2 separate regions of the Mus musculus genome follow, and region 2 is linked to region 1. Evidence: chromatin loops called from intact Hi-C (ENCODE). Cell type or tissue: gastrocnemius. All regions are shown on one strand. Each heading gives the region's core, and the rest is flanking DNA. Links, peaks and the distances in the headings are about the cores only.

The links. Hi-C counts contacts between places; a loop is a spot of excess contacts. Peaks named below come from ENCODE experiments on the same cell type or tissue, not always from the same donor. Only the 100,000 strongest peaks of a DNase experiment are listed, where the experiment ranks them.
Region 2: it touches region 1 in a loop (9-fold over the local background); 1 of 42 quality-filtered maps calls a loop at or near these places.

What each region holds. Positions count from the first base shown.
Region 1 is chr8:78,070,850-78,086,473 of GRCm38, reverse strand. It overlaps Gm6360 (a long non-coding RNA gene), which reads right to left and starts at 14,026. Exons shown (of 2, transcript XR_878949.2): 1 at 13,967-14,026; 2 at 12,886-12,988. In gastrocnemius, for the core only: no CTCF peak of the experiment used is centred there; a DNase peak (open chromatin) is centred at 9,128.
Region 2 is chr8:78,489,421-78,505,044 of GRCm38, reverse strand. No RefSeq gene overlaps it. Among named protein-coding and RNA genes, the nearest start is that of Rbmxl1, 12 kb to the left of the region's middle. In gastrocnemius, for the core only: no CTCF peak of the experiment used is centred there; no DNase peak of the experiment used is centred there.

The sequences.
Region 1 (15,624 bases), core at 6,730-11,729:
TTTCCACACACCAGTGTTCTGAAAGAGAATGAGCAACTGCAGCAGAGAGGAGAGGGTGGGGTGGGAACCAACTCCAGCAAGAGGAAGGAGAGATAGGGAGGTAGAATTTTTTGATTAGAGTATTCGTATCAAATTTTTAGATTAATAAAATTTAATGACATAGTAGGTAAGAAAGTGATAGATTCTAAAATGTTTCACTGACTTGGGGTACTGGGTTTGAAGGTATTGTTTAATTTCTATGCTCTTTATGGTTAGTTAGTAGCATATCATGCTATATCATAGCTATGACTGCAGAGCAAATGACTCTATGTTCTTTTGACATCAATAAAAATAATATATTCTGTTCATGAAGCAGTTTTCTTTGGCAACTCAGGTCAGCTATGATATTATTGCCTGGGCTCTGAGCCTGTATATAGTTAGCAGAGGTGCTGACCTGAGCTGGGGCAGAGGCACTGACCTGAGCTGGGGCAGAGGCGCTGACCTGAGCTGGGGCAGAGGCACTGACCTGAGCTGGGGCACCCTGATCCTGCTGTCCTCCTAAAGGAACGGCTCCACCACTACTGCTGAACTGACTTTAGAATCCTCCTCTTTTGAAAAATGGTTGGTGTATCTTCCTCTTGTCCTGCTAAAGATAAACCTATGACTACTCAAAACATTTACTAGAAAAAATAATGACATGGGTCATTTGAGAAGTCTCAAGTCACAAGTTATAGGTGTGGAAACGTTCGTTTTCCTGAGCTATCACCTGGCACTTTCCTGGTCTTCTTCACACTGGGGGTGAGTTCTCAGAAGGACAGAGACTGGAAACGTCCCCTCATTTGACTTTGTTCACATGGCACCTCTCTCAGAGTCCTTTAGGATGCTAACCAGAACCCCAGCATGAAGCTCTTCGTGATTTTGGAGTGCAGAATCCATACTGGGTTTGTTTTCTGCTGTCAGAGTTAGGGGCCAATATAAGAACGTCCTAAATTACTGCACAAGGCACCGTGTGTTTTCATGCTACACAGAAAAACCTTTAGAATGAGGGAACGTTGAACATTCTTGTTTGTAAACACGGTGTCTCCACGAATGGCAAGCTTTTCGTTATTAACCTATTTTCCTTTATCTTCTTCTTTTTTGTAGCATGATTTTTTTTGAAAATCAAAACAATTTATTGTAAGAGTTTAAGAGTAGCTTTATAGGCATCGATTAGTTTAAATATCGCAGTTCTTTCTCTTCCCCTCAGCACTAAGAAAATTGATGTGATGGGCTGTCTTAAGTTGGCTTCCTCTATTGGTCTTTTATCTGACAAGACACCTTTGGCAGAGGAATGACAAAAGCTCATCAATATGCTACTTTTCATCTGCCTGACACTGAAATCAATGGTCTCCAGAAGACGTCCCCGATCAACATTGTCAGAAATGATCACCATGCCGGACCGAGCATGCCACCTGACTCCGCCAAGCATGCATTCACTCCTGAAAGCTTTCTGTCAGCTGTTACAGCAATGACCCTGCTTGGAGGTCAGAGATAAAGATGCTGTACACTCAGAGGATGCTCAGCAAGTCTACAAAGAGGGCTCTCTCAGAGTGTGAGATGATATAACAGTCTGTATATCGGGCCCTTGGGAGACATCACATTTTCCATTTCTGGGACATGTGACCTACAGGATCTGCATTTCTGGGCCTGGAAGCCCTAATCTGTCACAAGTGACAGCTGGGATCAGAAGGTCACATCTAGCATGAAGAAAACAACTTGTTCAAGAAAAGTGAGCTGGTATGATGATTTTTATGAAGAAACCTAAAGTCTCCATTTAAATTTTTAAAATAATATAAGCATAATTAGACGAGCCTTTTGACACTTCCCCAGGCCCAATAATACAGTAGAATAAAGCAATTTATGAAATGCTTTTAAAATAGTCAGATAGTTTGTAATAATCATTGATGCTGGGAATTATCACCGAGAAAGCTGAATTCCACTAGAAACCATGATTCCCACAGAATTGAATTTTCTTGATTCACGAGCCACAAGGATTGTGTTTATTCTAGAAGAAAATAATACCCTAGGTCCCTATAGCTACTACCCAGAACTCTAATTAAAAGTAAGATATCAATGGGAAGTCCTTGTTTTAGACAGTGACATCCAAAATTGGTCTGACAGGTAGGCAGCATGACCAACCAGGTTTTTGACTGCTCTCTACTAGAGGAAAAAACCCTACCATAAACCAAAGGCCATGTCTGTGTTAGATATTTTCATGGCTGGGATAAAATACGTGGACAAAAGCAACTTAAAGGGGATAAGGTTCATTTTGGCTTGCAGTCTATTACAGCAGAGACACGAAGGCAATGGGAGCTGGAATGAGCTGTTCACCCTGTCTGTCACGTTGTCCGGGAGTCCAGAAGCAGAGAGAGATGAGTACTCCTGTCAGCCCCTTCCTCATTTTTATTCCGACCAGACCCCTCACTCAGGGGATCATCCTACCAACATTTAAGGGGAGGATTCCACTTAAATTAACATAATCTAGATCAGTGGCTCTCAAACGGTGGGTTGTGACCCCTTTTTAGGGGTTGCCTAAGACCATCGGAAAACACAGATATTTGCATTAGGGTTCAAAACAGTAGCAAAATTACAGTTATGAAGTAGCAGTGAAAATAATTTTATGGTTGAGGTCATCACAACTTGAGGAATTGTATTAAAGGGTCCAAGCATTAAGATAATGATCTAGATAATCGCTCACAGTTGCATCCAGAAGCCTGTCTTTCTGGTGATTCCATATCTAATCATGTCTATTTGACAATAAATATTAACCATCATGGTGTCTTAGAAGATAAAAACCTTTTCATTCATTCATTCATTCATTCATTCATTCATTCATTCATTTATTCATTTATTCATTCATTCATCATTTTTATTTAATTTTACATCTATCAAAGTGAATGTTGACATGTGGCTCAATATTCTCTCTATTACATGTTAACCATAGAGCTAAACCCACCCACACCCACACCCCCACACCCCCCACACACACACAAACACACACTGGATCTTGAAGATATATATTGTGTGGTCATCAAACTCTGAGGCATCAATGAAATCTTTCCATGCTGTTGTTTGCAACAAAAATGTCTGAAGATAAGGAGTCAACCCCCAAAAGCTCATTCACAAGTAGCACTACCAACCACGTTGAGACACCTTCCCAATCATTAATGGTGAGGTACTATAACCTTTAGCAACATGGCTAACCTCCAAGCCAAGCTGGGAAATACGTCCACAAGTAATAAATCAGGAGATAACTATCAAATTTTCCCAAGAGGAGACTAGTGTTGCCAACTTCAGTGCCACTTTCTGAATGAACTTGAGTAACACTTTATGAGTCAGTGTCCCTGAAAAGGAAAACCCTCAAATCAAGACAGCTGCATAGGGACCCAGGATACAGAGGCACAGTGCAGCAAATCCAGAGGGACAGTAGTCACACTGGACACCGAATGCAGTGTGGCTCCACCCAGATGCCCCACGTAACCAGATGAATCTGAGTCAAAGTATAAGTACAGACCCCAGAGAAAGAAGGGTGGAGACCCAATGGCGTGAGCAGGAGAAAGGAGAGAGGCAGGCACCCAAATGATCTGATGGCCGTGAGTTCGAGGACCTACAGCTAAAATGAGTGCAAGAGAGGATGATGGCAGCCTTTGAAAGGTTATGTATGAACAAGGGAGTCACCCCAATGCGGCTGCAAAGGAAGTAGAAGAAAAGACGTCACTCAGTAGGCTGAGGTGGCCTTATTTCTCTTTGTAACTAACAAGGGGTTTACTGAAAGCTCAGTGCACTGGAAACCTCTGTTGCCTCCAACGCTGTGAGAATGGCTCCTATCATCCCTTTTTGCTACCGCTCAGTAGCCATGTAGCTGACAGAGAGGACTGGGTATTTCAGTGAGCCTGTTCTGGGCCTCGCAAGGAAGTTAATGCCCTGTTGGCGCCATCTTGCAAATCTTTCATTTTGAACAACTTTTTATCCTGCCTTGGTCCCTACAGGTCACTCAGGCACCTCCTTGCTTGTCACACAGGACGATAGTGTAAAGTCAATCACAGGTGGGTTTGCATATCGTTAAGTGTCCCTAACTTATATATGGTGCTGAGCCTCTAGAGCACTGGACATTTTAAGTTCTCGAACACATCATGTCATCCATGAAGATGTTTTTCCTTCTTCGTTTCTTAGTTGAATATTTTATGACTTTGAGGACTAATGTTATAATATCCATCACTTTATTTGACTACTATGTCTATTGTTATAAAGCATTTCAATTCTGCTATTCATATAATGATGCAAAACCATTTTTTTGCACAACTAGACAAAACTGTTACAAAATTGACATTATGAGAAGGGATAAAAAAATGATTCCCCTACCCAAATCTAACACCTCCCAAGTTCTTATGAGTACTCAAGTCTAGAGGTGTGGGGGTACACATTGTTAGTCACAGTACTCAGGAGGCAGAAGGTGACAGGCTTCTGTAAAGTTGAGACTAGCTTGGTCTACATAGTTCCAGGCCAGACAGGTCTATGTAATGAAACCTGGTGTGTGTGTGTGTGTGTGTGTGTGTATGTCTACATGAGACAGAGAATGCTTCTGGGTATTGACCCAAGAAAGAAAAGTAATGTATTACAGACATGCTGCCTTCTGCAGAATTTCTTCCACATCCTCAACATGTGTGCTGTTCTTTAACCACGTGGTCATCCCAATTCCATCGTCTCCCTATGGATTCACTGATAACCAAGTAACCATGTTGTTGCCCCTAGGGTATGGCTGTTTGCTCATTCACTGAGTACTTTGCATCAGATGCTAAAGTGTAACCTCCAACAAGCCTGAAGCAGGCTGAGCCAGACCTTGACTTTGCTGCCACTAAGGAGATTACCTAGGGTGCAGCCTGCCTCCCTAGATCACTCTATTGTTGAGCCACTGTCGCTGCTGCTACCTGCTGGGAGTCTGCCTAGCTATTCCGGAGACTACATTCTATCCTTCGTGTGGTCACCTGCAGCTGGGCTCCAAGGATGAATTGGCGGGAATGGGCCTCCCCCCTCCTTTATAAAGCGTGTCTGCCATTAAACATTAGAACCTTGAGCAGACTAGTTGTCTTGGTTCCATTATTTCTCAACCGGCCTAGGTCCCCTCTTCTCTTTCAGCTCCAGGCTGCCTCCCAGGCTAGAACCGGGACATGAGAGCTGCAGGCCGGCTCCAACCCTAAAGTATTAGGAGTTGTGTATAAATGAGAAGATCTGGCTGCTGTTCTCAGCGGTGTAGCTTACTGAGGGCAGCCTCACAAAAGCCTTTCATAAAGGCATGCTCCATTACAAATACTAAGACTTCCCAACTTAGAAGTGCCAAGAGAGCATTGTGAACTTCCTCTCTGTTTTTCTAAGAGCCAGCAAATGCATTGTCGTCCAGCTAACAAAGGCACTGGGTACACTGTTTCTATAAAGTATGCCCTCAGAACTGGGCAGTGAGAAGCCTATGCCCGAACATAGTGACCCATCATCCCACTCATACTGATCTGTCTGACCAGGGGCTACATTCCACTGAGTCTCAAACTTTACTGGCAAAATATGGCCTCTTGGATCCACTTTCCTGTTTTTTTTTTTTGTTTTTTTGGGTTTTTTTGTCTGTTACAACATGGATCCACTTCTACTGCATGCTATGGATTAGATGGCTATGCTATGCACTCCCCACTAGAAAGGTATTTCGGTCCTAACTCACAGTCCTTCAGCTCCTGACCTTATTTGTAAACGGCACTGATGATAGTGTAATTGTTTACAATGAAGTTAGGTCTGGGTGGAGTGTTTTCTGTTCAGTAGGAGCAGCATCTTCATGTAATTCATACGGAGAGGGTAGTGAAATCAGAGACCAGAAAGTTGCTTCTACAAGCCAGGGAGATTTGGCATAATCTTCACATATCAGAGATGACCAGTCCTGATAACCCCTGCTTCTCTAAAACTACGTTTGTGTTGTTTAAGCTGTAGAGTTGGTGACTTTATATCATTTATGCAACTACTGCAAAAGAATAGATTCCATCTGCTGCTCCTGTTCTAATATAAAAACAAAACAAATATTTTAATAATGGCTCCTGGAGTCATTTTGTATTTAAGAAACTCTTCCACATCCTTATTTTCTTCAGGAAATAATCTCTCTCTACTCCTGGCACTATCTTAGCGATGTGGTTTCTATCTCCACGTGCCCAGTTGTCAGTCTTGCAGCTGCCATTTCTCAGGAGTTACTCTCTCAGTGTGCTACAGTGCATTCTTACTTGGGAATTCAAGCAAGCAGATATCCTGTGTAGTCCTCGACCCTGCTGCTGCCCTCCAGGGAATCGAGGAACCCCGTGTCATCTGGATCTGCTCTACACCCGAGCACTTGCACCTCACACTGTGCAGACAGCCTCATAGCACGCCCCCATTTTCTTCATGGTCTAGTTGTTACCCAATCTGTCTCTCTTGTTTTGGATCTATACAGATCTCTAAGCACCCCAAGTTCACATTCTCAAGGGTGATTAAACTGTTTTCTGGCTTCCCTTCCCTAAGTTAATGGCTCCTTATAATTGCCTACTAATCCACTTCCCTTTAGTGAAGATGGACCACAAAATTTTAGAAGATGTTGGGATCTGTCACCAGGGACATTCTTGTAGGCTTGGGTGACATAGCTCATTAGTAGAGTACTTGCTCATGAAGCCAAACTATGCGATGTCTTTTCCCATCCATCTTTCAACACATTTACTTCTGTCCATCCTAACATATTCATGGACAAATTTGACTGAGCAGTGTCCTTGCCCCCAAAGTATACCTGTCCGTGTATTCTTGTACTGTGTATGAAGAATGAGCCTGAAAACACGGGAGAGGGGAGCCAACAGAAGGCCGTGGGCCTCTACACTCAATTTGCATTTATTTCAGAATGCAGCAGCTACTGATCTGTGAAACAAGAAAAAAAATATTTTTCTCTGTTCCTATTTGCTGACACACAGCTCCTAAAACCAAGCTCTGTGTCTCTTTGTATGCCGAGATCATTAATAGTAAGGCTTCTAAACAAACCAAACCTAGGATAAGGGTTGATAGTGATAACATTGGAATAGTGAGGTAATTTCTACCTTCACTCTAGCATTTGTATAGAGGCTGCAGGTCCAGCTATTCACTGATGGCCAGTGATGCAGTCCTACTATTGACTGAAGCCTCCATAGGAAAACAGACGAGCAGAGTTCAGAGGGTTCCAGTAAGGAACAGAATATTCACAAGCTGGGAGTATGGACCAACCTCAGAACTCCCCAAAGCACCCCCACCACCTTGTCCCATGTACTTACACAACTGATTGCTCCATCACTTCCTGTAAGACATCCTTTGTGAAAGACAGTGCCTGGGAAGTAGCTGTTTTCCTGGGCACTGTTAAGCAGCCACAGCAAATTGTCAAACTCAAAAGTGTCACGGGATCACCAATGTGTAGCCAAACTGAACAGGAGTTGTGGATAATTTGGGGGCCTGCTCTCTGTCCTTAGCATCTGGCTTCCTTTGGACCTGGACTTTGAGCTGACATCCAACATTGTTGTGTCAGAATTCAATTACATGGCGGGTCACCCAGTTGATACACAGTGAAGGGGAGAGTCTCTTGAAGAAGCATGTCCCCATTTGTCACAGGCATGTGTGTCAAACAGGTACAACAACCATTTGTTCTGCCCGTCTGGATAATTTTGTGTAATATCACTTTCAAGTGTTCTTCATCAATTCTAGACATGAGTCCAAACTCCTTAGGCTGCTTCCCGGTTGCTAATAATATAACCTGGCTTATCCCTCCAGCATCCTGACTCAATCCTCCCCCCCCCTCACCTGAACTATTCCTGCCTTTTGCATATGCTCTCCCTGCAGGATCCTCTTCCGTTCCCATGGAACCCACCCCGATCTTCAGTCTAGTTCATAATCAGTCTTCAGATCTCACTGAAGACCAGAGACCTAATGTTATTTCGCCTTTACAGGCTCCTTTAAGTAGAATTAGTGAGTCGTTCTTTTAGGACACTCTGTAACTTCTTTACCTTCTACATACTTCTACGGCTCTGTTGTCTCCCTTCCTTCTTCGTCCTCCTCCTTCTGCTCCTCCTCGTCGTCTTCCTTCTCCACTTCCGCTCTGTCTCCCGTGTGTGTCCATCCACGTACACATGTATGTGAATGTATCTATTTGACCATGTATGGAGATAAGAGGTCGTCAGCTCCAGGAGTCTTTCCTTGGGTGCTGTCCATTTGTTATTTTTTCAACAGAAGTCTTCATTTGCCTGGGGCTCACTGCTTTTGCCTACTGGCTGGCCAGAAAGCCCAAACTCTGGAATTATAATTATAAGCATGTACTACCAGGTCTGGCTTTTTATGTGGGTATCAGGGATTAAACTCATACTGTCATGTTTATGCAAGTAGCACTTTATCAGCTAAGCTTTCTGCCCAACTGTTTTCCCACAATGCATCTTAACTTCAGTGCAAGCTCTCAGTGTGAATGCTACTGAGATTGTGGGCCAAGTACTTATCTTACTGGCACCTCTGGTCTCTGCCCACTAGATTTAAGTAACCCCTTTGAAACTCTGACAACCAAAACCTCACCAGACAGTTCCAATGTCTCCTGAGGGACAAAATGCCTCTAGTCATAGTATAAGCCACTCCAGAGTTGAACCTTGCTTTTTTTTTATCTTATTAACCTAGAAACTAGCACAGGACCACAACATCCTCAGCCAACTTGTAATGAACTGATCTAAGCCTCAGAAACATGACCCCTTTCCAGCAAATGCAACCAGGAACACAAACAATGCTGATAGTGTCATGCAGGTATTTCCAAATAAAGACATCGACTTGTTAAAAACCATGTTTCCTTCCTAAGAAGGACAGAAGTGTTCTAGACTTCCTTTCTAAAAGCAAAGGTCAGTCTGAAAAACTTCTCCGAAGCTCTGCAGCCTCAGGCTGTTTTTGACTGGGCAGTTCTTGAAACCCAGAGGCTCCTTCCTGCAGGCTCTGTCACTGCCTTGCCACTCTTCCTGCCCAGCAGTCTTCCTTCCGTGAGACCTTGTCAGTGCCTCTTCAGGACTCCCAGCATGAGGGTAGAGGCCTCAGTGGGCACTCCCTCTGCTCAGGGACTGGCCTTCAGCAGTCTGTGATGCTCTGTGGCTCATGGCCAATCCATTGTCTGAGCTTCCTGCGCCAAGGCATTTGGCTCCTGTTCACGGGCTTTTATCTGCATTTATCTTTTCGCCCAAATGAGTTTAAATTATGTCTTTATCTTTTTACTACTGAGTCTGCCTAGATTCTGTCTTAATATGACTTCCTAGTAAAACCCATTTTCTTCTCTTAGGGAAAGTTGTAAATGCTGAGATGGGAAATAGACTGCTTGTAGTAAAGTGGGACGAGCCCAGCCCAGTGCTGGAGGGACGGCTCAGACTTCCCAGCATCAGGCAGACTTAGTGAGTTCCCCCACACCCTCAACCTATCAAAGGCAACTCTTGGATGCTTTATTTTGCAGAGCAAACAAAGGAAAAATAAGACCATATAAACAAATAAACAAATAGAAACAAACTGAAGATAATGAACTCTGACAAAATAGAAGGGAGAAATTCTTTCTCTTTCAATTAGGAGAGCTGGAAGTTCCTCCTGGTAGCTGACCACTACAACAAAGAGCACTGTTATCTGACCATGTTTGCCTTTTCTGTTCTGTCTGCATTAGTTTCTGTGAAATTCTGAAACACAGTTTTGGGGCTCTTGTATTTAAAACTGTGTGTCAGACATTGTAGGCTGGCTAGTCATTTCCATTTCCCACAACTCCCTCCTCCCCCGAATCTGGTACAGTTGCATAGTCACCTGTCTCACATCTAACCTGGGAATGTTGTCTGTTTCTGTAGAAGGATTTTTCTGAGGAATTCTGGGAAGGTGGTTGCTTTCCTGGTGTAAAACATAACATTGAGATAGATGCCCTTTCCTTCTCTCCATGTGTTTGTGGAAATGTTGCCTGAGCTTCGGTAGCCACGTGCTGATGTGACGGTTTCTTCCACCAGGGCGACTGCTTGGTCAGAAAACTAAACCACTTTCTCAAAACCTCAAGTGGACAATAATTCTATCATTTGCTACTGAGATCATTAAAGTGAAAACAGATGTCTTTAAACCCTAGTCAAGTCCCTCTATAAACAGACGATGTGTTTTTCATACCCACCCCCTCTCCCCAGGGTGTTCTCACCAGAAATCCATCAGGGCACAGTAAGATTCATGCCAAACCATGGTCATTGGCATGAATGTGAGCCATTGGCACTGCTATCATGCATGGTAGGTTAGAAGCCATGACCCAGATCTAGGACATTAGATGCCTCACTTTCTCCGAGCAGACAATATTGAGTGCTTACAATGCACCAAGCATTCTTTAAGAGCGGCGTAAGCGTATCTCTACACATTAGTACACTGTCTGCCATTTCTGAAATGCAGTAGTTCACTCTTTTCTAAAGCAATCTTCAGTTGTTACATTCTTACTTTAATTTTACTTCGAGACACCAAAGAATGGAGGTCATTTTCTTAACTGAGGCTCCCTGTTCACAAATGACTCCAGCTTGTGTTTACTTGATAAAAACACTAACCAGGATTATTACCAAACTGAGTGCTAAGGAGAAGGAGTGCTTGGCCAAGCAGGCCTTCTCACCCTACCTCCCACCTAGGACCAGCCTGAGCCAAACCCATCACGACAATGACCCACAATTACTTCTAGCAAGGGGAGGCTATCTATATTAGTCTTTTGATGAGATCTTTTGCTGAACAAAAGAAAGCAGCAGAGCTTGCCCACCCAAAGGCTTCCTGCAACACTGGAAGGAACATGAAAGGAAGCCTGCTGGACTCCAGAAGATGGTGCTGACTGTGTTCAAGTCAACAGCCACAGAAATGAGAGCTCAGAACGTGAGAATATTATGAGATCTGGGAGCACATGTATTTTAACCTCCAGTCTCACAAATGTGGAAGCTACAGCTCAGGCTCAGTGAACTCTGACAGCCAGGCCTCTGTTCCTGTTATTCTGGTATGTTCTATACTTGCCTTGGTTATAATCAGCTAGTATATATATATCACACAGTATATGCTTACTCTCCAAGTAATTCAAAACAAAATTTACCCCAGCTTTCACAGGGCCAGACTGGAGCTGCCTCAAACCCGAAAGTGTGAGTTAAGAAGACCAAGACAAGATTATTCTAAGGGAGCCTTGGAACCTGTTTGCAATCACCAGTAAGTGTGCTGAGGAAACGGTGTAGAGCCGGATCCTTAAATACAGCATTGGTCTCTTCACAATAGAAATGTGACGCGCAATTTCATTTACTCTTTCTCAAGCCAAAACAAACTACACGTGGTGAATCTGGAGCTTGTGCACACATAGTGGGAGCAATCATCAGAATGCTCAGTCCCTTCCAGGAAGAGTCAGAATCCCCCCAAACCCGAGTGCAGGGGGTCGAGGACAAATAAAGTGAAGCCTGACTTCACACAGAAAATAATAAACGTGTGGAGCTCATTACCACAAAAGAGGTACAGGCGAGGAATGTAAATGGATTCATAAAGGTTTTGACCAAATTTATGAATGTCAGAGCCATAAATGGCTACTCAGAGTATACCTAACCTTTAAGGTTAATGTCAGAGAGGAAAACTATGTCTTTCCCTGGTGAATCCCTTCAGGCCTTAGTTGTCAACACGATGCTGGGCAGGTTGGAGCATGGAGTCTGCCCAGCAGAATAGCTCCTGTGCTCTTTGGCTAATTGGTACACAGGCCAGATGAGCATTTATGTCCTCTGCAGAAGCCCATGTCCCAGCTGCAGCAGCATGTCAAAGAAACAATGTTTTAGGATTTGGCTTATTCAGAGTCTGACATCCACAGTCAGCCAAGGTTTAGAGCCAGGCTCCATCACTTAGCAGCCAAGGAGGGACTTGCTCATCTTTCTCACTCATGAAGTGGAGATAATGAGGTTTGCAGAAGCAGCGATGGGTAATGTCTCTATAGGAAAAATCATGCTACAAAATGAAAACCAAAAGAATGTACATACGTGTGTACGTGTATATCAAGAATGTACATACGTGTGTACGTGTGTGTCCATACTGGCACTAGAGATTGAAACACCACTTGCTCCGTTTTCCTGGGAGAACTGGGAAGACTATTCACACAGTTCTCACAGGCTGAGAAGATGGCTCAATGGTTGAAGCACATCCTGGGTAAGTAAGAGGATATGAATTCCGATCCCGACATCCCATGAATCCCAGGTGGGAATAGCAGCTCACCTACAATTCCAGCCGTAGAAGGGGGAGGTAGCGGGGCCCTTGACACAAGCTGGTTAAAAGAGATCCTGCCTTGATGATGAAGTCAAAAGAGTAATTAAGGGAGGCTCCCTGTGTCAGCCCAGGCCTCCGCATGCACCAGAGCACACAAGCCAAAGGCACTTATCTCTCCAAAACAGTTTCTCTAAGCCCACAAAACTCACTGAACGGGTTTGTGTTGTTATCTGCTCATCTTCTTACTCTGCCCGCGAACATCATAAGGCTGAGGCTCTGCCTTCCGTGGTCATTCTTTATACTTATTGTAGTTCCTAGTATACAGGAGGCAATCAGGAAATGGGAATAAATCACCTGGGTGTAACTAAGCCTGTTGTTATATAGAAGAGAGGAATAATCCAACTGTCCGATATAATGAACTGATACTGGCAGAGGTAAGCGTGAGGGCTCAGCCTCAGCTGACTGAATCTTCAGGCTCTGACATTCTGCTCGGTGGCTGAAGAAACACTAACACCTCGGATTCGTTTGTGAGGAAGATAAAAAGAAAGCCTGGGTTTGCAGAGGGACACTTTGCCAGGTGCTGGGGGCTGGTGCTCTAGAATCACTTGTTCCTAAGCATCCCACGTGTACTCTTTAATGTAAGGTTATAGTTTGGGGACATAATGTCAGAGTTCAGAAGCCACACAGACTGGCATTGTCATCTTCAGCAAGCAATGGTCACCTGTGAGATCCAGAAAAGGAACAAATGACTGTGTAAGTGACATTCTCACATTGAATCTGTAAACAAATGGGTTCAAGAATTTAGACCTTATCCTCAGGTTGGAAGTGCTCAATTTTATCCCTAGTGATAAACTCCCAACTACCCTTCAGGTACAAAAATTGTGACTCATGATCTCATGGACCAAGACTTGTTTTCTTTTCTAAAAGTTAATTCAGTTCTGCTTTACACACTGTGTCAATGCCTCAGAATTTCTTCTCTGCTAGACATAGAAGGGTAAACTGAAAACATATCGCTGCCCTTATGTATATAGACGCACATTCATGTGTTCTGTGTGTATTAATGTGTATGCATGTGTGTGTGTGTGTGTGTGTATGTGTATGTGTGTGTGTGTGTGTGTGTGTGTGTGTGTGTTAGCTCACGGTCGCAGCCATGAGCATGACTGTGTGTGTGAGCCTCTGGGCCCCGACTTTGCCACCCCCTGCTCTCAGGAGCTCGACCAGCACTACCTTGTCATCACAAAGTTCATCTCAAGCCAGTGTGTTCAGCTTATTTCTCTTTTCAGTTTATGATGGTGTTTTCAAAGCTGACCCTCTGCTCCTCTGCATTCTGAAAGGTCACCCACTAACATAACAGTCTTTCTTGTAAAGGGCCTGTAACAAATGTTCATTTCACGTCTACTCTTTCTTAGCTCACCAACAGCCAGAGTCATTTTGCAGCCTAGAGAATTCAGCATGCATATCCCGAGAGGCCGATTTTATAGGGGTGGTAAAACTATCCTGGCTTATTCTGACCGAGTGAGTACACACACAGCTCTTCCTTTCCTCTGCATTGCAATGCATCCTGCACTAACCTGATTGTCATTATTTCCTGCTGTCAATCTCATACGGGAACAGGCGACATCACTCTACTTTGTCATGGTAAAAAGTTTATCCTGCAACTTTGCAGCTTCTTAGGTCTTCTGTGAAAGGCTGTGCTTACCCGTGTGTGCTTCTGGGCATCTCCAGGGCTCTGCATTTAGCTCCATACTTCTGAAAGCATCTGTACAGAGATAATATTAACGTTATTGCAACAGACAGGAGGAACCTCATTTCTCTCTGCTTTGACTGAAACTGTCTGTTCGTAGTAAAATTGTGCAGACATTGGCATTTTTGAGGGAGGTGTGAATGTGGTAGGACCAGTCACTGGTGGGAGAAAGAAGTAAGATACAAGACACTGCCAGATGACTAGTTTCTTTCTTTTCATTTTTTTTTTTTTTTTTTTTTTTTTTTTTTTTGGTACTCAAAATGGGCTGGTGAGCCATAATCATCAACATTATTTTTCTTGGCTGCCAAGATGGCTCAGCCAATGAAGGTACCTGCTACTAATCCCAATGCCCGCGGACTGATCCTCAAGACTGACACGGTAGAAGGAAAACTGAGTGTTTTCAAGTTGTCCTCTGACCTCCCAGGCAGCATGTGCACCTGTCGCGTGCGCGCGCGCGCGCACACACACACACACACATACACACACACAGAGATTATTGTGAAGCTAGTTTACCATGGGTTCTGATCAAGAGTTACATGGAATATTAAGGGGGATTTATTAAGAACTACTTGGATCCCCTAATATCTATTTAACCTGGGTATGTGGGGTGTTTAAAATTCTGAACTTGGCTGCTTATTATATCTAAATTTTTGGGAGATCTAAGTTGATAGCATAAAGGTAGAAAATACTGGAAAGTTGATTATATTTAGAATAAAGTTTGAGAGACTACCCCTAGTCTCAGTTTACAGATTCATAAAATACTAAAGTCTGTACTGATGGGTCACAGTTCTAAGATGATCTAAGATGATGTCGGAAAGCCACTCAGTACTGTGGAACTTGGAGTTCATGGGCAAAACAGTTTAAAAGATCCGTTGGAGTTAGAGATGCTCAGTGGCTGAGCGGTTCCTCTTGCGAAGGACCCCATCACCAGTCCAACATCTTTTCCCGTCTTGCTAGTCACCACCACTCATGAGCCACACCCACACATAGGCAGACACACCCTCACACAAATCATTTTTAAAAGTAATTAAAATCCCCTTTTAAAACGATGTCTCACAGTGGGCTGGAGACATTTGCTCCTTGCGTTTCTTCAGATCATCTGAGCTGTAACTGCCCTGGTCTTGGTTTGTCAGTTAATTGTCTTTGTATTATTTTTTCATGCTTATTGCCCAAATAACTCCACCAAGCCTCAGTCAGAGCAATAAGTAATAATGATTATGGAGAAATATGGTTAAAAAAAAAAACTAGAAATGTAAACTTTTGGTGTTTCTGCAGGCACTGGGCATTTCCATAGGAAACAGTCATTCTCTTTTCGGTGGGTAGTGCAAAGGCCATGGCTCTGCTAAAGGCCTACGTCACAGAGCTACGTCACAGAAACTCCCACTTAGTATTGCCAATAGCATCTGGTAACCCTGGGCCTCCCTAATGAAGCTGCACACACCGCCAGGCACCCCTCCCCATGCTGCTGTCTGTAATCTCCAGACTCTTTGGGGGTCACTGGTTTCTTCCTCCAGATGCCTGTTGCATGCTGTTGATCAGCAATGTTCCCCAGGTGCACAGACACGGGACAAGAAGAGTGTAGAACTGAATAAGGCTGCCTTGCTCGGCTCCTA
Region 2 (15,624 bases), core at 5,607-10,606, 420 kb before region 1:
AGCTGCTCACCAAGAAACAAGAAAGGAAATGCATAAAGCTAACTTATTTCTCTCTTTTTCAAAAGCATTCCCTTTCCCTCGCGGTTGGACTTTGTTTCTTTTTTATTATTATTATTCTTTGATACAGGGTTTTTCTGTGTAGCCTTGGTCACCCTAGAATTCACTCTGTAGACTAGGTTGGCCTTGAAGTAGATCCACCTGAACTAAATCCTGAGTGCTGAAGTTAAGCACGTGGCCCACCATGCCCAACTTCTCCATATTAGGTGTTGTTTATTTTTTTAATAATTTATTTTATGTGTATTGGTAACTGCAAATGTGTTGGATCCCCTGGAACTGGGATTACAGATGGTTGTGAGCTGCCATGTGGGTGCTGGAAATTGGGTGCTCTTAACCACCTCCAGCCTCCCAATGTCTGTCTGTCTGTCTGTCTGTGTGTGCGTGCGTGTGTGCGCATCCGCGCGCAAGTTTATGTACACAACTTGTGTGTAGGTGCTTGTGGAAACCAGAAAAGGGGTGATAGAGTTTTACTCCATAGCCTGGGCTGGCTTCAGTGATCCTCCTGCCACATCTCCCCAGGGCTAATATTCTAGGTATGTACTATCACTCCAGGCTGTTGTTTCGGGGCTTTTCTCTTGCACCAACTCATCTACATTCAAGCAAAACTGGACACACAAAAAAAGGAAGACAAGAGTTGGAATTGTTTACTCAGTAAATATTCCTTTGGTTCCTCATACCAAAATACCTCTAATTAGGACTGGAGATGTAGCCCAGCAGGTAGAATGCTTGCCTAACATGCATGACATCCTGGGTTCAATCAGCAATAGCACATAAATGAGTGTGAACTGAATATGGTGTAACCCTGGCACTTGGAAGGTTGGGGTGGGAGGATCAGAAGTTTAAGGCTAGCTTCAGCTACATAGAACCCTGCCTGGAAGGAAAGAAAAGAAAAGATCCTGAGGTTAAAATTTTAGTTTGTCTCAGAAAGTTTGTCTTATGGTTCTGAAATCCAAGAACATAGTACCAGTATGTGGTCATTGTCTCATGCTGCATCTGAAGATGCCATGTAGGTTAAAGGCTCTGGCCCTCATTACTGCCCCAATCTGTGCTGATTGTAGTTCCTGTCCCAGCAACTCACTTAAGGGATTTGGGCCTTGTTTTCATGCAGTTTAAGAAGACAAATACTTGTGTATTTGTTTAGTGGAAAAAAATGTACCTCTATGCCTGCCATGTGTGGGTGCTGAGAATCCAGTGGCAAAGCTGACTTTGGGGAGTTTATCTAATAAAAACTAAATGCAGGCGGGGGAGGTGGCTTGGTGGACATAAAGTTTGCTGTTCAGGATCAGAGTTCAGGTTCCCAAAAACCTAAGTAAATCGGTGAGAGGTATGGCTGTCTGCATGTGATTCCATTGCTTGGGGGTGGACAAGGAGCCATTCCTGGGGCAAACTGCCCAGCTGGACTAGCCAAATCCCAGAGCCCTCAGTACAACAGCTACCCTCCGAGTGGATAGCAATTGAGGGAGACACCCAGAATCAACCTCTGGCCTACACAAACAGGCAGTCCTGCATACGACACACAACTAAATGTCATCAAGTTGTTTGTGGAAAGAACAAGATATTAAGAGTCATCATAACTGCAGAAAGCATTCCTGAGACCTGGTGGATGGACAGGTATGTTAGGAGAACTCACAGGTAAGGAGAAGCTTGACTTAGGAAACTCAAAAGAATTATATGACTAAACTAGCCAGGGACGGGAAGGACTTGTGGAGACCTGGTAGGATACAGATAGTGTGAAATCTTAAATTACAAAGGGTTTGGGTTCTGTTGGCAGATACTATAAAAATTAAAACTTGGCAGCCTGGTCTACAAAGTGAGTTCCAGGACAGCCAGGGCTATACAGAGAAACCCTGTCTCAAAAACGAAAGAAAGAAAAAGAAAACTTGGTGGATATTAAGCCAGCACATAGCATGCCTAGTTTTGCTGAAGTCATGCAAAAGTCATCCAGCCTAGACAGATAATTCAAGCTCAGATCTTGAAGCAGTGGTTAGTGCAAGAATTGCTAGTATACACAGGGACACTCAAGTAGCCTCTCACTGCCTGGAGGGGATGCAAAAGTGACAAGTCAAACCTCTCCAGGAATTTGGAGCATGTAAACAGTTGCCCACAGGTGAATAAAAAGACCTTCAGTCACAGCTGGACGTATTTAATCCCAGCACTTGAGAGGCAGAGGCAGGCGGATTTCTGAGTTGGAGGCCAGTCTTGTCTACAAAGTGAGTTCCAGGACAGCCAGGGCTACACAGAGAAACCCTGTCTGAAGAAACAAAAAAAAAAAAAAAAAAAAAAAAAGACCTTCAGTCGCATGTAGTGTTTCACCCAAGTTAGCAATGGGATTTTTCTGTAGGTTGTAGAAACATACATAGTTATCTAGCTGCTAGAGAATGCAGGTGCCTACTTTGTAAGCTTTGGTTTTGACCTGTGTGCATGTACTAGGGATAAGTGTGTGGCTTCACACACCAGAAGGCAAACCCCACCACTCACCTTTATTCCAGCCCACTTTTATTTATCTGCCTTTTTTAATTTTCTCATTAAGTGGCTCAGGCAGTCAATTGAGCTTGGAATCCGGCTCTCAGCCTCCTGAGTAACTGGGATTACAGCTCTGTACCACCAGGCCAGTGTACTCTTTAAACTTTATCTTACACTCAATGTTTCATTTCTTTGAATATAGTTCCTTTTTTTATAATTTCTATAAGCAATTATTGCCAAAACCAAATAAGCCTGAGCCATTATATTTGATACTCTTACATTTGATAAAATGGTAATAGGAATTCTATTTCATGGGCCTGGTATTAAGTAACACTGCATGTGCACTTTCTTTAAACAGAATAAATAAATGGCCATGCATTCATGTATTTAGCCAATATTTGTTGAGTGTCTGCTGTGCGGTAGACACTAGTATAAACACTGTGTGCAAGGTGAGAGACACGATTCAGTTTTCCTTGAATATTCTAGATGTAACAGAAAAATAACAAGCAGTACTAAGGCCATAGTTTTTTCTTTGTTTTGTTTTGTTTTTTATAAAAAGGGTATGATTTTGCAATCCTTCAGTTTGGGCTGCTATATGAAAGTAGCATAGACTGAGTGACTTAAACAATAAACATTTACATCTTGTACTGGGGAAGTATGAGATCAAGGTGCCCATAGAACTTTCTCGAAGAGGCTTCCACCTTCTGATTTGCAAGTGAGCGTTTTGTCTCATATAAAGAATGAAGGAAAGCAAGTGTCTGCACCTCTTTCTCAGACAGTTGCACTTTAATGACCAACTCATGTCCAAAACCCATCATCTAAATACCACCACACTGGGGAGCCATGATCTAAAGATGCCAGTTTGAGAAGGGGTTCACAAATATCTAGTCCATAATAGCCCTGAGACAAGCCCACCATGATATATTATATATATATATATCAGGTGAGTACTTGAAATAGACTGTAGAGTTTGTGAAACCCCAAAGTAGCAATGGCTTTGTCATGTGTATTGCCTTACTATTGACACTGGAACAAATCACTATAAAATTAGTGTCTCCATGCTCAACCTGCCATCAGGGCTGTGTCTTTCTGAAGACTCTTGCAAAGAATTGCTGTTACAGATGTCTGCATTCCTAGGTGCTCTGCCGTTCCAGCTTCATAGTCAGCCATGACCACTGAATCTTTCTTGGGTGGAATCAGTCTGGCTCTTATTCTCTAGCAACTTGCTTTCATTTAGTTGGTTGGTTGGTTGGTTGGTTGGTTGGTTGGCTGGCTGGCTGGCTGCCTGGCTGGCTGGCTGACTGACTGACTGGCTAGCCGGTTTGGGTTTTGTGATTGTTGATTTGTGTGTGTGTGTGTATCTGTGTATGTATAGATAGGTAGGTAGGTAGGTGAGTAGATAGATAGATAGATAGATAGATGTGTATCTGTGTATGTATAGATAGGTAGATAGAGATAGATAGATAGATAGATAGATAGATAGATAGATAGATAGATAGATAGGATGGTGAGACAAGATCTCTGTAGTCTTGGCTGTCCTGGAGCTTGCTGGTGTGTAGTTCATACCTATAGAGGATACATTTTCCCAATGCTCTTCAACTATAACAGGAAGCTAGTTAAAGCCCCGGGACCTGTTTTTATGACTCTGATATCACTTCTGACGACTTGATCTTTATGAAGTAACTATTTCCCAAAGGCCCCACTTCCTAATACCATCCCAGTGGAGGCTCAACTTCCATTTTTGTTTTGTTTTGTTTTGTTTTGTTTTTGTTGTTGTTGCTGTTTTCGAGACAGGATTTCTCTGTATAGCCCTGGCTGTCCTGGAACTCACTTTGTAGACCAGGCTGGCCTCGAACTCAGAAATCTGCCTGCCTCTGCCTCCCGAGTGCTGGGATTAAAGGTGTGTGCCACCACGCCCGGCTGGACTTCCATTTATGTATTTAGGAATGATACATATGCTCAGTTCACAACATGGAATACAAGTCACCTGCTACCTGTTGAGGATTCAGCCACTTTCTAGGAGTATGGCACAGCTGTACCCAAAGGTCTTCAATGGTTCCCTTCAGTTTTTTTTTTCTTTTTTTTTTTTTTTATTACGTATTTTCCTCAATTACATTTCCAATGCTATCCCAAAAGTCCCCCATACCCCTCCCCACCACTTCCCTACCCACCCATTCCCATTTTTTGGCCCTGGCATTCCCTTGTACTGGGCCCCCTTCGGTTTTTAAAATCCCCTCCTTATTCTGACATAGCCTGATGTGCTTATGCAATCCCGGTCTCTGTTAAGCCTCCTCTTGCAATCTGAAATGAGGTTTCCTGCTTTGATGCCTTTTCTAAATGCTCTTTGCCTTTCTAAGAATGTTCTTCTGTGTCCATGAGTTCAAATCCAGTCCCATCAGATCATTAAGTTCCTAGGCAGAGATCTCCTTGAAGCTTTTTTCTGTTTCCAGTTAAAAGTTTCAAACTTCCTAACCTCTTGTCTCTATCCAGTGTGGACAGAAGCATTGACGGCAGCTTGCTTGCACATCGTTCCCCATCCCCATCTCCACAATGCATGGGGGGAGAGGGTTGAGTTATTTGGAAAGATAATTCCTTGAATTAATACAATGATTAGATTTGCTGCAAATATAGAGCTTATGAATGGAAAACTCTGTATCTTTTATATAATTGCTATATAAAATGCGTGATGAGTAGGTTCATAGTTGTGGAGGGTTGTTGTTTTGCTTGGGCTTTTGAGACAGGCTCTCTGTACCACAAGCTTTCCTCAAACTCAACACAGTCCTCCTGCCTTGGCCTCCCAAATGCTGGGACTGCACATTTGAGCTACCACATTTAGCCCACCTTTTGTGTTATATGTACTTTTTTTTTCCTGTAGAGAGCTGAATTTGGGCATGAATCTTCATAGCTGCCAGATGATTCCCAGGAAATCTGGCTTCCCTCTTGGGGCTCTTAGTCTCACTCATTAGAGAATTTAAGAATGGGCTCAAATGGAAGTTCTAGGCCAGTTTAGTAGAGTTCACCAAAAAAAAAAAAAAAAAACCTCAGTGTGGTGGGCAGGATGAAAATGTCAGCAGCTGCCTTGAGGAGCAGAATTAAGGAGAGGGGAAAAGGCTGCCCCATTTGAGTTATAAACATTGGTGTCTACCACCAAGTAGGGAAAGGAACCCCACAATAAAGAAAATGCATACTCACTACCTGGCCAGCAAACAAAAGATAGCTTTAAGAAAAATAGGGAGGGAGAGAGGGAGGGAGGGAGGGAGGGAGGGAGGGAGGGAGGGAGGGAGGAAGGAAGGAAGGAAGGAAGGAAGGAAGGAAGGAAGGAAGGAAGGAAGGAAAAGAAAAGTTGCCCCTGCCTGACTCAGAGAGATAGAAAAATCCAGTAAATCTCATAGTAACCTCATAGTGTCTGATAGGTACTGGATTAGGAGTGGGAATGGGAGGGGGGCAGATCACAACATCTCATTAAAAAGATAATTCCTCCTATGTCTTTAGCATGGATTAAAGTAAACCCACCTTCTAATGGGTAGTCCTTTGGCCAGATGGTTGACAGGCCCAACTAGAATGTTAAGTATCTACTCAACACCAGAAAGTATTCTCTTGACCAGGAGTTCTCTCCTGCATTACAGTACATCAACTACTGAGTCACACTTGTAGTTTAAAACACTACTTTAATCTCTTTGGAGCAGGGTCACTGTAGTCCTGGTTATCCTGGAACTCTATGTAGATGAGGCTAGTTTTTAACTCAGATCCTTCTATCTCTGACTCCCTTCTAGTGGGACTAAAGGTATGTGCCATCACACCCAGCTAATATTTTAGATTCTAGAGTACTTGTGATTTTTTCCGTTAAGTTGCTTTAATAATTTAACTTTGGTGACTGGAACTTTTGCAGTTCTTAACATTCTAAAACTGGGTTAAATACTCAGAACAACAGATTCTAAAGAAAACCATGAGTTCTGTTTTGATCTTGGGTGACTGAGATTCCTGTTGTACATTTGTGATGCCAAGAAGGCAGCTGAGTAGGGGAGTCAGGAAACAAGGAATTTAGGTTAGTCACATATTCATGGGCCCAACAGATTAAGATAGAGGTCACCTACTCTGAGATTACCCTTATGTGCTTTAAATTGGGCCTGCAAGCTCACTTTGGGGTCTCTCCATCTTGGAATGAGGGACCCCCACATGCTGGTCTTCTGCAGAATAAAATGTTCCTTGCTTTTACATACTATTTGAGTCTGGGGTATTATTCTTCAGCAAACAACAGACCCTTACATTTGGGGTCTAACCCCAGATTCAGCTATCTTTTTGTTGTTGTTGTTGTTTGTTTTTTGTATACAGATGAGGAAGAGAGAATTTTTATCATTAAGTTAAACGAAATTTGCCTTATTGAGAAATGTGACTTACTTCTAATCCTATTTCTCTGAAGGACAGCTAAACAGCTTAGTTTCAGTGTAATGTGGCTTGGAATTTGTCCTGGCTAGTTTTATGTCAACTTGACACAAGCTAGAGCTATATGAAAGGAGGGAACTTCATAATGTCTCCATCCATAAGGCCTGGCTATAGGCAAGCCTGTAGGGCATTTTCATAGTTAGCAACTAATGTGGAAGGCCCAGCCCACTGTGGGTGGTGCCATTGTCCCTTGGCTGGTGGTTCTGGATTCTGTTAGAGAGCAGGCTGAGCAAGCCATGGAGAGCAAGCCAGTAAGCAGCCCCTTTCCATGGCCTCTGCCTCAGCTCCTGCCTCCAGGTTCCTGCCCAGTTTGAGTTCCTGTCTTGACTTCCTGCGATTATGAACAGTGTTGTGGAAGTGGAAGCCAAATAAACATTTTCCTCCCCAACTTGCCTCTGATCATAGTGTTTCATCTCAGCAATAGTAACCCTAACCAAGACAGAACTTCAGCAGGACTGTTTTATTTTTATTTTTCACCTCATGTTGGGGGCATATTTCAGTCTTAAACAGTGCTTTTCCAGAACTGTTGCTTAACAATTCAAATAATTGGTATGTAATTACAGGGTACAATAGTAAACCCACAATTACAGTGGTTGAAAGATGTGCCTTTAAACTCATTTATTCTATTCAGCTATTCAGATAATTCGGCAAGTAATGAAGCTGCTCTCACATTTAGTCTGTATCATTTTCTACTGATTTACTTAGAGCAAGTGTGACTTGTTTCCAATATTAGGGGAAAAGGTTCATGATGGAACTGAGTGCTTGAAATTTTACATATTTAAAGATGATCAGTAGGGTGCCATGTGTGGTGGACACACTTTTAATCCCAGCAACTGGGAGGCAGAGGCAGTTGTATTTCTGTTAGTTCAAAGTCAGCCTGTTCTACACAGTGAGTCCTAGAACTTCGGAGCTACATAGTGTCTCAACAAAACAAAACAAAAAAAGAAAGAAAGAAACAAAGAAACAAAGAAAGAAACAAAGAAACAAAGAAACAAAGAAACGAAGAAAAAAGGAAAAGAAAAAAAAATTAGTTTCCGTTGCATATCATCTCCTCAATTGGCTTATTTGACAATATTTATTCTACATGTTTAGTGTAGACACATCTAAACTATATATTTCAGGTCTCATATTCCTTAGGGTTCACTGTAGACACTACATAAATGTTTCCCATAATGGATGCTGTCAATATGTTTCTATTTTTGAGGAAATATAGTTTATTCTAAGCCAAATATGAGTGACCATGGCTGGGAAATATGGATTTCTATTACCTTGAAGGATGTGCTCTATCTTGGAAGATGTGAAAAGAGACCGAATCTAACCCACTGAATTCTGTTTTGTTTCTGATTTCAACTTTTTGAGTTCTATTGCATTATTCTTCCCTTCAGTTCTAAGGTTCTAAGAACAGTCCTGATTGATACACATATATTATAACAGAATAAAGATAATTTGTTCCTTGCATTTGATCAACACACTGATGGAACACTGGCTACAGCAAAGTCAGGAAATGTTATGTTGCTGCTCTTTAACTTTAGAGTTTATAGAGGCTGGAAGTCTCCTGAGTTTAGCATGTATTCTAAGGGTTTCATTTGATAGTCATGAGAATGCTGAGTCAGCTAGCTAAAAAGGATAAAAGTTGGGACTTAGAAAGATAGTTCCAGGGCTGGAGAGATGGCTCAGTAGTAAGAGCACCGACTGCTCTTCCGAAGGTCCTGAGTTCAAATCCCAGCAACCACATGGTAGCTCACAACCATCTGTAATGAGATCTGACGCCCTCTTCTGGTGCATCTGAAGACAGCTACAGTGTACTTAGATATAATAATAAATAAGTCTTTTTTTAAGAAAAGAAAAAAGAAAATAAGAAAGATAGTTCCAGTGGATAAGAGCACTGACTGTACTTCTAGAGGTCCTGAGTTCAATCCCCTACAACCACATGGTGGCTGTGATGGTTTGTATAGTCTTGGACTAGGGAGTGGCACCATTTGGAAGAGTGACCTTGTTGGAATAGATGTGACCTGGTTGGAGTGGGTGTGTCACTGTGAGTGTGGGCATAAGACCCTCATCCTAGTTGCCTGGAAGTCAGTCTTCCACGAGCAGCCTTTGGATGAAGATGTAGAACTCTCAGCTCCTCCTGCACCATGTCTGCCTGGATGCTGCCATGCTTCCACCTTGATGGTAATGGACTGAACCTCTGAACCTGTAAGCCAGCCCCAATTAAATGTGGTTTTTTCCCCGCCCCTAAATGTTTTTTATAAGACTTGCTTTGGTCATGATGTCTGTTTAAAGCAGTAAAACCCTAACTAATACAGTGGCTCACAACCATCTATTCTGGTGTGTCTGAAGAGAGTGACAGTGCACTCACATACATAAAGTAAATAATACATGGCTACTAAAGGGATAGATATAACCCAAGATCATTTCAGTGGAGAAATCTATAGGACTCAGATGTTGTCTTTGTCAAATTCTTATTAGCCTTAGGCTGGTGGAAATTGGAAGCTTCACATTTAGTGATATATTCAAAAATTATATGTAAATGCCATGAGCATCTTAACTCTGGTGTGACAGTTGATAGCAAATGACTATTAGGAAGGACCAAAGATTGTTCAAGATACTTTCTTATTTGTCAGCTTCCATCTCTCGAAATCATATAGTCTAGTCAGCCAAAGTTAGTCTACAAGATCTTCACTACAGATAGAGCATGCTTCCAGAGAACTTCAGTTCACACCTCCTTTATGATTTTCATTATTTCCCCAATCTTCTGCCTCTTAGTCCCACCAAACTGGGATTTGATTTTAACATAAAGGAGTTGGAGGTATACAAACATTCAAACTATAGCAGTACGTGTGAATTGAAATTCCAAGGGACACAGCAGGCACATAAATCGGAACCTAGTGTATACCTAAATTTTTAAATTTTGGTTATCAGTAATTTTTAGGTGTGAAGTCTGTTGGGATTCAGACCTGGGACAAACAGCCAAGGTGCATATTTAACATACCAGAGTGGATCTGGCCTCCATGTTCTCCCAGCATCCCTCAGTCCCTGCTTGGCATACTCTGTGCTCTACCCTGAACTTCCTAGTCCAGAGGCTGGGCTTCTCCTCCCACAGAAGCGCTTCCCTATATAATCTAGACATATTGGTCTCTCTGCTCTGCTCTCCTCTAGGCATTCTCTCTCTCTCTCTCTCTCTCTCTCTCTCTCTCTCTCTCTCTCTCTCTCTCTCTCTCTCTCTCTCTCTCTCCACTCTCTTTCTGTTCCCCTCCCCTCTCTCTCCCTCTCCATAGCAACTTCCCTGGCCTCCTCCCTTGGGACCAGTGAACCTGCCTACCTAAGAGCAGCTTCCTAATAAATCTGCCTCTGTATACTCTAATCCAGCTCGAATCGGCTCATCTCACCAGCAGAGAAATAACTTATCAAAATCTAACAACTAGTTGTTTCCATAGGCCTCAATTTGGCTTCTTGGGCTCTTATTATTTTCCAAGACTACCAACACTCTTACAGCAACGCACTCCCATACCCTCAGCCAAGAATTAAGGTGTAACAGGCCTGTAATACTATCTACTCAGGCAGGAGGATCACAAATTCAAGAAAAACAAACAAACAAACAAACAAAAAAAAAAAAAAAAACCACGGGCGTGGTAGTGCATGCCTTTAATCCCAGCACTTGGGAGGCAGAGGCAGGCAGATTTCTGAGTTCGAGGCCAGCCTGGTCTACAGAGTGAGTTCCAGGACAGCCAGGGCTACACAGAGAAACCCTGTCTCGAAAACAAACAAACAAAGAAAAGAAAACAAAAACAAAACAAAAAGACAAATTCAAGAACAGCCTAGGCTAGAGAGTTCAGGCCGGGACAAGTTGGTACTAATGTGTATCAAAATAGAAAGTTAAACAGGAGATGTTTCACTAAGTTCTGGGTTGAAGCCCTGATACTGCTGAGAAGAGTTTTAGAATGTATTAACATGGACAATGAACTTTAGAAAGACAAACTCCTCTAGACAAATTAGAAATGCCACCTGCAATGCATAGAAATGCAATGGAGATGGTAGTGTTCAGTTCAGTAACCCATACAGCCTATTTATAGTTGGTAACAATCTGTGAAGATGTTTAGCATGATAATAGCGTACATTTTTCTTTTGAGAAATTATGCTTTTTATATATATTTTTCCGAGACAGGGTTTCTCTATAGTCCTGGTTGTCCTGGAACTCACTTTGTAGACCAGGTTGGCCTTGAACTCAGAAATTCGCCTGCCTCTGCCTCCAAAGTGCTGGGATTAAAGGAGTGCACCACCACGCCTGGCTTGTATTATTTTTAATTATTTGAAATAATTTAAATTTAGCAAAAAAGTTTTATAAGGACATACATAATCTCCAAGCTAACCTATATATAAGAACAACTTTTTGAATAAGGGAATTTTTTTATGCAAATGGATATTGTTAATTCTAAGATTTTACAGTGAAGAAAATGCTGACCTCTTTTTCCGAATCAGCAAGAGAGCAAAGATGAAGCTGTAATGTGATGTGGTGTGGTCATTTGCAGCAGCACACTAGCAACACTTGCTTAATCCAAAAACACTGGAGCTCTCTAATTTCTAAAATAAATGTCAGGTTGCCCACTTCTCTGCATTGCTGAATGCTTTACAGAGATGAATACTATTTTCTTCTTTGATATTGCTTCTCTCTGGAGCAACTCACAGACTAATATTAAGCAGTTATGAAGATTCCAACTCAAATAAAGGGAACCATGTTTTATATTAGACTAGCAATATAACCACTCTTCTGCCCTCTGCTCAGGAATTTAGTCACTTAGTTTCTATTGTACTCGAGTTAGGGAGAGTTATGCATGCTGATTCCCTCCATTCAAATGTGATTACTCCCTCTTCATGTGGGTAGTAACTGGGTTTGTCATTCGGTTAAACCACAGTGGGTAAGCTGTCTCCTTGCAGAAGACTTTCTGCTCTGGTGGTTTGTAGAAGCTCTCCATCTAATAGTTTTTCAGCCTCTTAAGTGGAAATCTGTCTCAGGAAATTAGGGGGGGAAGAAGAGTAGACAGTAGTGGATGATAAGCTATTGGGAGGTGCAGTAAATAATGGAGGGAAATGTAACTGAAAAGAGGGGAATCATTTAGGGCTATTAGGTGACATCCACTTGGATAGAGAGCTATTATACCTGTAAATGTAGAAAAATGATAATGTTGACATCTCTTCATCACACAATCTGTGTCATTAATAAATGATGAAGGCTAGAAAGAGTGAGAGAAATAACGCCAACACTACATAGCAGTGGCACAGAGGCACTTGGGAAAACTAGCTAAGCTGAAAATGAAGGCTCAACTTAGCACCATTATGGAGGGAAAAGAGTTCATGATATGCATGGAAAAAGCATGAACCACATGCTTTTGTTGCTTAAATAGATAACTTTATATTACCAGAGAAAGTCAACGTAGGAGGAACAGAAGAAAACTGGGTCAGGAAATGTTGAGCACTGTTGGAAGTGGTGATGGGGAGGAGGGTATATTTAAACAAACAAACAAACAAACAAAACATTTGCTTTTACTGTAAAGACAAGCTGCCTGCACCACTATAGGCTATAGGCTAGATCAAAGTTATGTACAGAGAAATTGCCCACTTCCTATTCCTGAAAGAAATGGCACTACATTAAAGTTCTCCAGAGGATTTTTATCTTCTCAAAAATTCTCCAGAGTTACTCTATCTGATTGTCCCTGAGATGCTTAACAAGGCTGTAAGTCCAAGCTAAGAAAAAAATAAAGGTCTAAATGGGACAGACAGCCCGTGTCTCTGAGACAGCATCATCTGTGAGGACAGCACCAGGTCAGTGAAGCTCTCCAAGGCTCATTTCAAAGAATAGAGTGGGGTGACTGCTGCATGAACTGCTGCAGTAGGGCAAGCTGCAGAGAGGACAGCTAGTGGCCCACCAGCAAGTGCTTGAGTGCTAGGATGCCTAAGGCCAGCTGGGCATCTGGCTACTAAAGAAGATGGTAATTTCCTTTGTCTAGGTTCCAGCAATGGATACAACCAGGAAAATCTAAGTGACACCCACCTCTCTACTCCATGCTTTTTCCTAAGGCAGGGATGCAGACACAAAGGCTCAAGTCCTTACTACCATCTTCTTGCCAAGCAACAAGATGGGAACAAGCTGAATAGCCATGTGAGTTCGTGTCCAGAAACAAGCCTAATTTGGGCTTTCTATTACTTAGAAACAAGCCTTATCCTATATAAACAAGCTATGAATTCCTAAAAAGTAGATTGTTTTGTTTAAAAGGTGCTCAAAAAAGTGAATTACTAACCCTGGCTAATGTCAGGTTGATTACTTTCAACTCCCACAACCTTAGCATCTTACACTGAGTGCAAATGAGATTATTGGTGATAGATTGTTAACTGGAAGACGAAGAGTGGGATTCATTGTGATTGGCCTCCACACATCATATATGTGCATATGTGGAGGAAGAAAGACTCAGAAATTATTTCTGAAAATAGAAACATACCAGACATCATTGGGTCAGGGTTTGTTGATGGTTTTAACATACCAGGTTTCTGGCTGTTAGTTGACCAGAGGACTCCTGACCCCACAAGACTCTGGATAATGAAACTAAAACTTTTGAATAATGAGGGAGGAAAATAAGCATCATACTTATCTTCAAAAAGGACATCAATTTCTCTTTCCTCTACTCCAAAGAAAATCACCCATATAGATAAGATATAAATAAAACAATCTTTTTTTTAAAGATCTATTTATTATTATACATAAGTACACTGTAGCTGTCTTCAAACACACCAGAAGAGGGCACCAGATCTCATTATGGGTGGTTGTAAGCTAGGATTTGAACTCAGGACCTTCGGAAGAGCAGTCAGTGCTCTCACCCGCTGAGCCATCTCACCAGCCCCAATCTTTTTTTTTTTTTAAGATGTATTTGTTTATTTTGTAAAAGTACATTGTAGCTGTCTTCAGACACACCAAGAGAGGGCATCAGATCTCATTACAGATGGTTGTGAGCCACCATGTGGTTGCTGGGATTTGAACTTGGGAACTCAGTCAGTGCTCTTAACCGCTGAGCCACCTCTCCAGCCCTAAAACAATCTTTTAGTTTAGCAAATTAGAGTGGTCTTTAATTTTTAAGTTTATTATTATAATGAGTGCATACTCATGATGTCTGTGTTTGTTTGTTTTGTGTGCATGCACCATCGAGTACGTGGTGGTCAGAAGATAACTTTGTAGAGTCATTTCTCTCCTTCTGCCTTTATGTGTGTTCCAGGGATCAAACTCAGGTTGCCAGGGAAGCCTGGCATGCTCCTTACACACGGAGCAATGTCTTACCTGGAAAAGGAGCCTGTAGGTGTTCACTGAGAAAGTAAAGGCAATTTGAACTATTCATAGATACAGAATACAGTGTAAACATACTTGGATGAAGCTGATTTGTACCTTCAGATTTAAGATTGGACTAAGAAACTCTACTCTAGGAGGATTTCTAAGGCCGAATCTTCTGGACAGTATTTACATGGCTTGATAAGGAAGTCGGCCAGTTCCTCCTGCCTTCTGTTTTTCATAACCCACGCATGCACACTCCACAGTGGGGAACAATCATGGAGGAGGAGGGTTCCCAGACTGCCCTTTGAGAATAAAATGGGAGGCCAGAACCAAAGTCTTTTGGATAAAGCACCAACACTGACTACACACGAACCCGTTTGGATGCCTTCCTTCCCAAGGCACGGATCGTCCCAGCATGGGAAAGACAGACCTCCCTCCCTCCCTCCCTTTTAACCCATTTTTACTCTTCCACCATACACTCAATAAAATAAAATAAAGAAAAAAGAAACTCTACTGTTGCGGCAAATCTCCTCCCAAATATGCCCCGGCAATGAAAACACAACACAATTAATATGAATATATGCTGTGTGCCTAGCCTGGGCAGATCTACCACTACACTACCATCTTCTCCATCTATGAGACCCCTTAGAACTTGCAGTTTCTCCAGGCCATGTGCTTCTGCTTCGCTCTTCCTCTTCCTCTTCTTCCTCTTCTGCATCCTCTCCCTCTTCCATTTTCTCCTTCCCCCCTCTCTCTCTTCCACTCCACCTTCCCTTTTATCTGCCCAAACTTCAACTCTCCTTTATTTCACAAATTAAGGTGGGAAGCAGGTTTACCGGAAATCACCCAAGTGCTGACTCAGTCCTTGTTCACAACCACACCCTGGAGAACGGAATTAACATCAAATATAATTAGCCCCAGAGCTATCCACAACACTCTGCTAGAATCATTCTTCTGTAATTAGGAGGCATATTAATAAAATGTTAGTTATTGTGTCCTTGCAGCATATTTCTGGAATTCTTTGTACCATCTACTTACTGTCAATATATCAGACCCCCCCCACCCCCGCCTTCCGCCTTCCCCCATCCTTTCTCTCTTTCTTCTCTTCTCTCATATATTACATCCAGTCAACAGGTTCCCCTCCCTCCATTCCTTCCAGTCCCTCCCCACCACCAACCCTCTCCCCAACTCTTTCTCCATTTCTCTTCAGAAAAAAAGCAGGCCTCCCAGGGATATCAACTGAACATGGCCTAACAAGTTATAGTGAGGCCAGGCACAAACCCTCATATCAAGGCTGGAGGAGGTAACCCAGTAAAAGCAGGCAAAAGTGTCAGAGACACCCTCCA